2 separate regions of the Homo sapiens genome follow, and region 1 is linked to region 2. The links are chromatin contacts, found by Hi-C in ENCODE. All regions are on one chromosome and are shown on one strand. The core of a region is the stretch at or near the end of the contact, and the rest is flanking DNA. Distances in the headings are between cores, read along the strand shown. Region 1 overlaps LOC105372926 (a long non-coding RNA gene). Region 2 overlaps LYPLAL1 (lysophospholipase like 1).

Evidence for each region. A loop is a pair of places that touch in the nucleus more often than their neighbours do. Pooled maps may share reads with other maps.
Region 1: a loop to region 2 is called in a map with no recorded cell type, with 6 times the contacts of the local background. The contact joins two enhancer-like sites. A Hi-C loop is called at or near these places in 5 of 37 single-sample maps with no recorded cell type and 3 of 50 pooled maps.

What each region holds. Positions count from the first base shown.
Region 1 is chr1:219,796,984-219,799,783 of GRCh38, reverse strand. It overlaps LOC105372926 (a long non-coding RNA gene), which reads left to right. Exons shown (of 6, transcript XR_001738473.2): 3 at 2,486-2,532. Among named protein-coding and RNA genes, the nearest start is that of SLC30A10, 130 kb to the left of the region's middle. Within about 2 kb of position 1,348, at least 3 of the 41 ENCODE cell types and tissues checked have a DNase peak (open chromatin) inside an H3K27ac peak, as active enhancers do.
Region 2 is chr1:219,187,177-219,189,876 of GRCh38, reverse strand. All of the region lies in intron 2 of LYPLAL1 (lysophospholipase like 1), which reads right to left. Among named protein-coding and RNA genes, the nearest start is that of LYPLAL1, 15 kb to the right of the region's middle. Within about 2 kb of position 1,421, at least 4 of the 41 ENCODE cell types and tissues checked have a DNase peak (open chromatin) inside an H3K27ac peak, as active enhancers do.

The sequences.
Region 1 (2,800 bases), core at 99-2,598, 610 kb before region 2:
TGATGCTCTCCCACCCTGCGCACTCCCCGCCCTAGCAGGCCCCAGTGTGTGTTGTTCCCCTCCCTGTGTCCATGTGTTTACATATGAAATGTATACTTTTTATCAGGATTCTTCCTCTTCATGAAATTTTTCTTGATTACCTCAGGCAGATATTATACCTCCAATTTCTTAGAATTCTGTCATACTTTCTATATCTCAAATTTTATCTCATTATTTTAGGGCAATGATCTCCTCAGCCGTAGTTAGGTAGACAGCTTGTGGTTTAGGCTTTAGATGAAGGTGTAGGAATAAGAAAAACGCAAAGAGGCAATTGAAAAGTATAAGATTACATGATCTAATGACCAAGATGAAATTACAAACTCCATTTCATGTGCGGTCTGAATTAAAAATACTTTAACTTGTGACAACATTTTCAAGTTAGCTCCTTGGGAGCTTTGTTAGGATAAAATGAGTAGGAGGAACTTACCCTTTGGTAAGAAAATACATCATAGTTTCCATGTCTCTCAAGGAACTGGAAGAGAGTGCTCATTCTTTTTTCTGGAAATTTAAGAAAATTATTTTATATTAAACAATTATCCTCTCTCCCTCCCTCCCTCCCTCCCTCCTCCCTCCCTTCCTTCCTTCCTCCCTCCCTCCCTCTCTCTCTCCTTTCTCTCTTTCCCTCTCTTTCTCTTTCTTTTTTTTTTCTTTCTTTTTTTTTTTTTTGTAGGATCTCCCTCTATCGCCCAGGCTGGAGTGCAGTGGTGTGGTCTCAGCTCATTGCAACCTCCGCATTCCAGGTTCAAGCAATTCTTCTGCCTCAGCCTCCTGAGTGGCTGGGATTAGAGGTGTTAGCCACCATGCCTGGCTAATTGTTTTTTTGTATTTTTAGTAGAGACAGGGTTTTGCCATTTGTCCAGGCTTGTCTTGAACTCCTGGCCTCAAGTGATCCACCCGCCTTGGCCTTCCAAAGTGCTAGGATTACAGGCATGAGTCACCATGCCCAGCCTACTATTATTTCTTGACAATCTTTCCTGAAGAATTTATCTTTATGTGACTGAATGTGAGTTAATTTGTTTTCTAGAAAGATGCATTAATACAAAACAATATTGGTTTTCCACTAGGCTTTTCTTTCTCTAAAGACCTTCAAGTCTTAAGAGAAATATGACATTGAGTGTGAAAGCAATATATTAGAGAAAATAAATATTCCCTGCCTCCAGCCTTCCATTTTAAATTTGGCTAAACTTTGGGAATCATTTTAGAAGAGTAGGGTAATATTTTGAGTGAGACTCTCTCAGATGCAGTTTAGTTGGGAATGAGTCATATGGGTGCTTTCTTAATGATACGTTATGACACATCACATGAAGATGACTGAATTTTCCTTTTCCTCTTTCTTTCCATTAGCACATTATCTACTTTGCCTCTTTTTCAATGATGAGTATCCAGCTTTGTCTTTTCACTTCCTTTCACATTTCAAGTCTGGTTTCACATTCAGAATTTATTAAAAATGACTTTGAGAAATGCTAATTTCACAACCATCTTCAAAGATTCTGTTCAGAGTTCTAGGATGGAGTTTAAGACATTGCATTTTCAGTGTCTACCACCATCACTCTCTGTCCCTAGAGGATTTAGGTACAGTTGGACTGTGGATTACGCTTTGAAAAATTCTGGACTAAAGGAGCTGATTGAACTTTATCTCTTATTACAGCATCTCTCTCCAATTGCCTTGGCCCATTAGTGAGCAACTACTAGATTTAAATTTGTATGTTTCTTCCAACGCATCTCTTTTGAAGGTTTATTATAGTGTTATGTACCCATTCAGAGCTTAGTACCTATAAATGGAGAGGATTCTCTGAAGATAACCTCCCTTTATCACTTCTAACCTCTTATTCTTGGGTTGTGACCATTTTGCTTACTCAGGGATTCCTAAATAGCCTTTTCAAAAAGTGCTCTAATGAGTAAATTAAAGTAAAAAGCATTTTTAATGATATTCATGTATCTGATAACGATTTGGACTTAACAATGCTGAAATTCTATAACTCAATGAAATGCACTTTTATAATGTTATACATCTATATTTAAATTACCTATTAAGATTTAAATCACAGCAAAACTTTCTTCTCTCAGATAATGCACTGTGGAAGTTATGAATTTACCTCTCATTTCTTTCCAGTAATTCTTTCTCCCATTTTGTGTGAGATATTTGTCTTTATAATTTGACATATTATTTTGGTGTTGCTTAAATATTGCAACTATTATGGGTAACTGAGCTGGCTATTGACATTGTTTGCCACTTATTATAAACAAGAAAATAATGAAGACAAGTCAAAAATGTCAGAACCTGTTAATGATGGGATCGCAGTTATGGTTGGATATACATCAAGGATGGGAGTAGCTAGCTGCTATTTATTATGACATTGTACCAAGTGTGTTAACTTTTGTTATTTCATTTTTTCTCATTTTATTCTTATTGACTCATGTAAGTATAATCATTCTAATGTTACAGAGGAGAAAACAGAATCTCAGAGAGTAACCTGCCTTAACCACAACAATGTAAGTAATAGAAGCAGAGCATGAATCCTGGCTTGCTTGACTCCAGAGTCTCAGCTTTCCCCACTACACTGTGCTGTTATGATGCTTAATTCATTTATTGTATGCCAACTTAATAAAAATAGATTTTATTCAGTGGAAACTCTCTGAATCATACTATATTGGTGGATGCATGTCATTATACATTTGTCCAAACCTGTAGAATAGAAAACACCCAGAATGAACCCTAATGCAAACTATGGACCTCAAGTGACAATGATGTGTCTATGTA
Region 2 (2,700 bases), core at 172-2,671:
TCCAATAAATTTATCAAAAAATTTAGTAAACTTGAAACTATTTTCAAATAATTATCCTTAAAAAATCCTTTTGGAATTCTAATTAATATTGCATTATTGTCTGAGAATTACATTTTATGACATAAACCTATGAGGAGGGCAGATTTTTGCAGACTGAGCTTTTCCTTCATTGCTCTTTATCCAGGCTTTCAACTGCTGCAGAAAAGATAAAATCTTGCACCACCTCTATACTAGGACTCCAATAAGCATAAATTATCTCACAACCCCATATGCCTTCTGACCCCAGAAGCTGTGTGGCTCTAGAAAGGTAGATAAATTAGAATCAGAAGGGGAGAGAAGGCAGAAAGCATTCAAACCTTCCTCCTCCCAGAATCCCTTCTCAAAACTAGCTTCTTAACTAGTTTTGAGTTACTCATTTTCATTACTCTGAAAATGAGAGTAGGTGCTTTCCAAATAGTCATTGTCAGACAAAATGAAACCTCAAATTGTAGTCAAACTGTCACTAAAATCACAGTGAAGTTCTAAATCAAAATATCAAAAATACAACACTCACTTTAAAATTCAAATGAGCCTATTACCCTTCTGAATTGTTCTACTTCCCTTTTCATTTTACTCTGCTATTTCTGTGTTTATTTGTCTGTCTAAATACTTAAATAAGGATGATATCATAGGCTAAAATGTGAATCATTCTGGGAACTCAGCCATTAATGGAAAAAAGTGGCATTCACTTAACTTTTTTCTTTGACAATGCCTTAATTAGAGATAGATGCTCAGCAGAAGTAGAATCCCAATGTAAGTATGTTACTAATGTGGTAGCTAAGAAAATTAAAATTCTGTTCAAATGGAGTAATTGAGAAAATTTAACGAGACAAAAATAATTTAGAACTTTCTTGCTAAGAAAGCATAAACAAGAATGTATAAATCTCCTAAAATGTTAGAATAACATTTAAATAAAATATAAAAGTTTGTTTTTTAAACAGCTAAAAACTATCACATATGTTATACTCATTCACCTTCTTCCTCAAATAAATCACTTTATTAGCTGGTATAAAACTCCTCAGACATTACCACAATAAATAAATATGTTTGGCAAAGAACATCTGTGTGGTTCCTAAGTTAATCAATCAACCAACCCATTACACATTGGTAAAATATTAAGCTAGAATAAAATGTCCAAGGTTAAAAAAAAAAAAAAGTTGACATTCAGCTTGATACCAAGTTGTTTTTGATCTGTGTTGCCTTAAAGTCATAAAATCGAAAGTTCATTCATAACCTTTAAGTTAACAAATTGGCACCAGTCTTCCTCTTTATCCTCATTTCATACCACTTCTCTCTCCCACCCTTCACTAGGTTCCAGTCACATTTGTCACTTCCTTTTCTTCAAATAGTACGAGCTTATTATTAGTTGAGTGGCTTTGCATCTGATATCCCCACTACTTAGAGGGCTCTTTGCAACATTTCTGCATGGTGGGCTCCGACTGTTCATTTAGGTCTCAGCTCAAGTGTCACCTTCTCAGGGGAGCTTCTTTGACTCTCCAACTGAAAGTATACCTCCCTTTTACCCTGCAACACACACATATACTCTCTATCCCCAGTCTTAATACCATTTATCACTATTTGAAATTATTACATTTAATTTCCCTTTTATTTTCTGTCTCTACATGAGCTCATTGAGAGCAGGGACTTCATTCTTTCCACAGATACATACCCAGTGCTAAGAACAAAGCCTGACATAGAATAGATGCTAAATATTTGCTGAATAAATTTCAGTAATCATTTGTGCCACTTGGGAATAATTTGTGCCAGCCAGAAATAACAATGTCTAAAATTATTTTATTTTTGCTCCAAATATATTTTGACTTTAACTCTTATAAAATCTACACTGTGATTTGTAGAAAACAGTCCATTTTTGTTTCTTTTTTAAAAAATCATATCTAAGAAAACTTTTCCATACTAGTACCTATTTAAACATACCTAATACTTACCAAAGAAGTACATTATTTCTTCAAAATAGCTGTTTTTAGTAGGGTTCCTTACTAGCATACTTGTAGTACAGATATACTGTTATCAGGAGAGGGCTCTCCTACTATCATGCTTCAGATAGGAATTCTAAGTGATGGAGTAAAGAGGAATTCATGGTTTACTATGCCTAAATAAAAAGTGCCTAGTTTATTTTAGAATACATATTTACTGAAAAATACAAACATGGACTTTGTGTGGAAAAACAGTGAATCTAAAAGTATAGGCACTATGCAAATCTTATTACTTTTAGAATTTTTTAAAACACCAAAAGAAACTATATTATCATATAAATCATAAATGGCTTGTTAAAAATTATTTTTAAATGGAAATTCTAATAATAAACACAAACTAAGAAAATCTCTAATTGTAAATATAGCTAAAGCATGTTATAGAAATAAAAATCTTTATTGGGCACTTCATTTAAAGAGTCCAAATTACCACAGTGAAAAAAAAAAGCAGTATTTTCCATCTAAATCAACACAGCAAACTAATTGCTGACTTTTACTGACTATGCCCCTACCTTAGCTGATTTAAAACATCTATTAAATACAGTTGAGGAAAAGGGATACCTTATAATCAAAATGGTAATTCACAATTTAATCAAAACACACTTATATGCTGTAATAGACCACAACTGAGTATATACAATAAACTATTGTTCTCCTCTTAAGCTGTTTA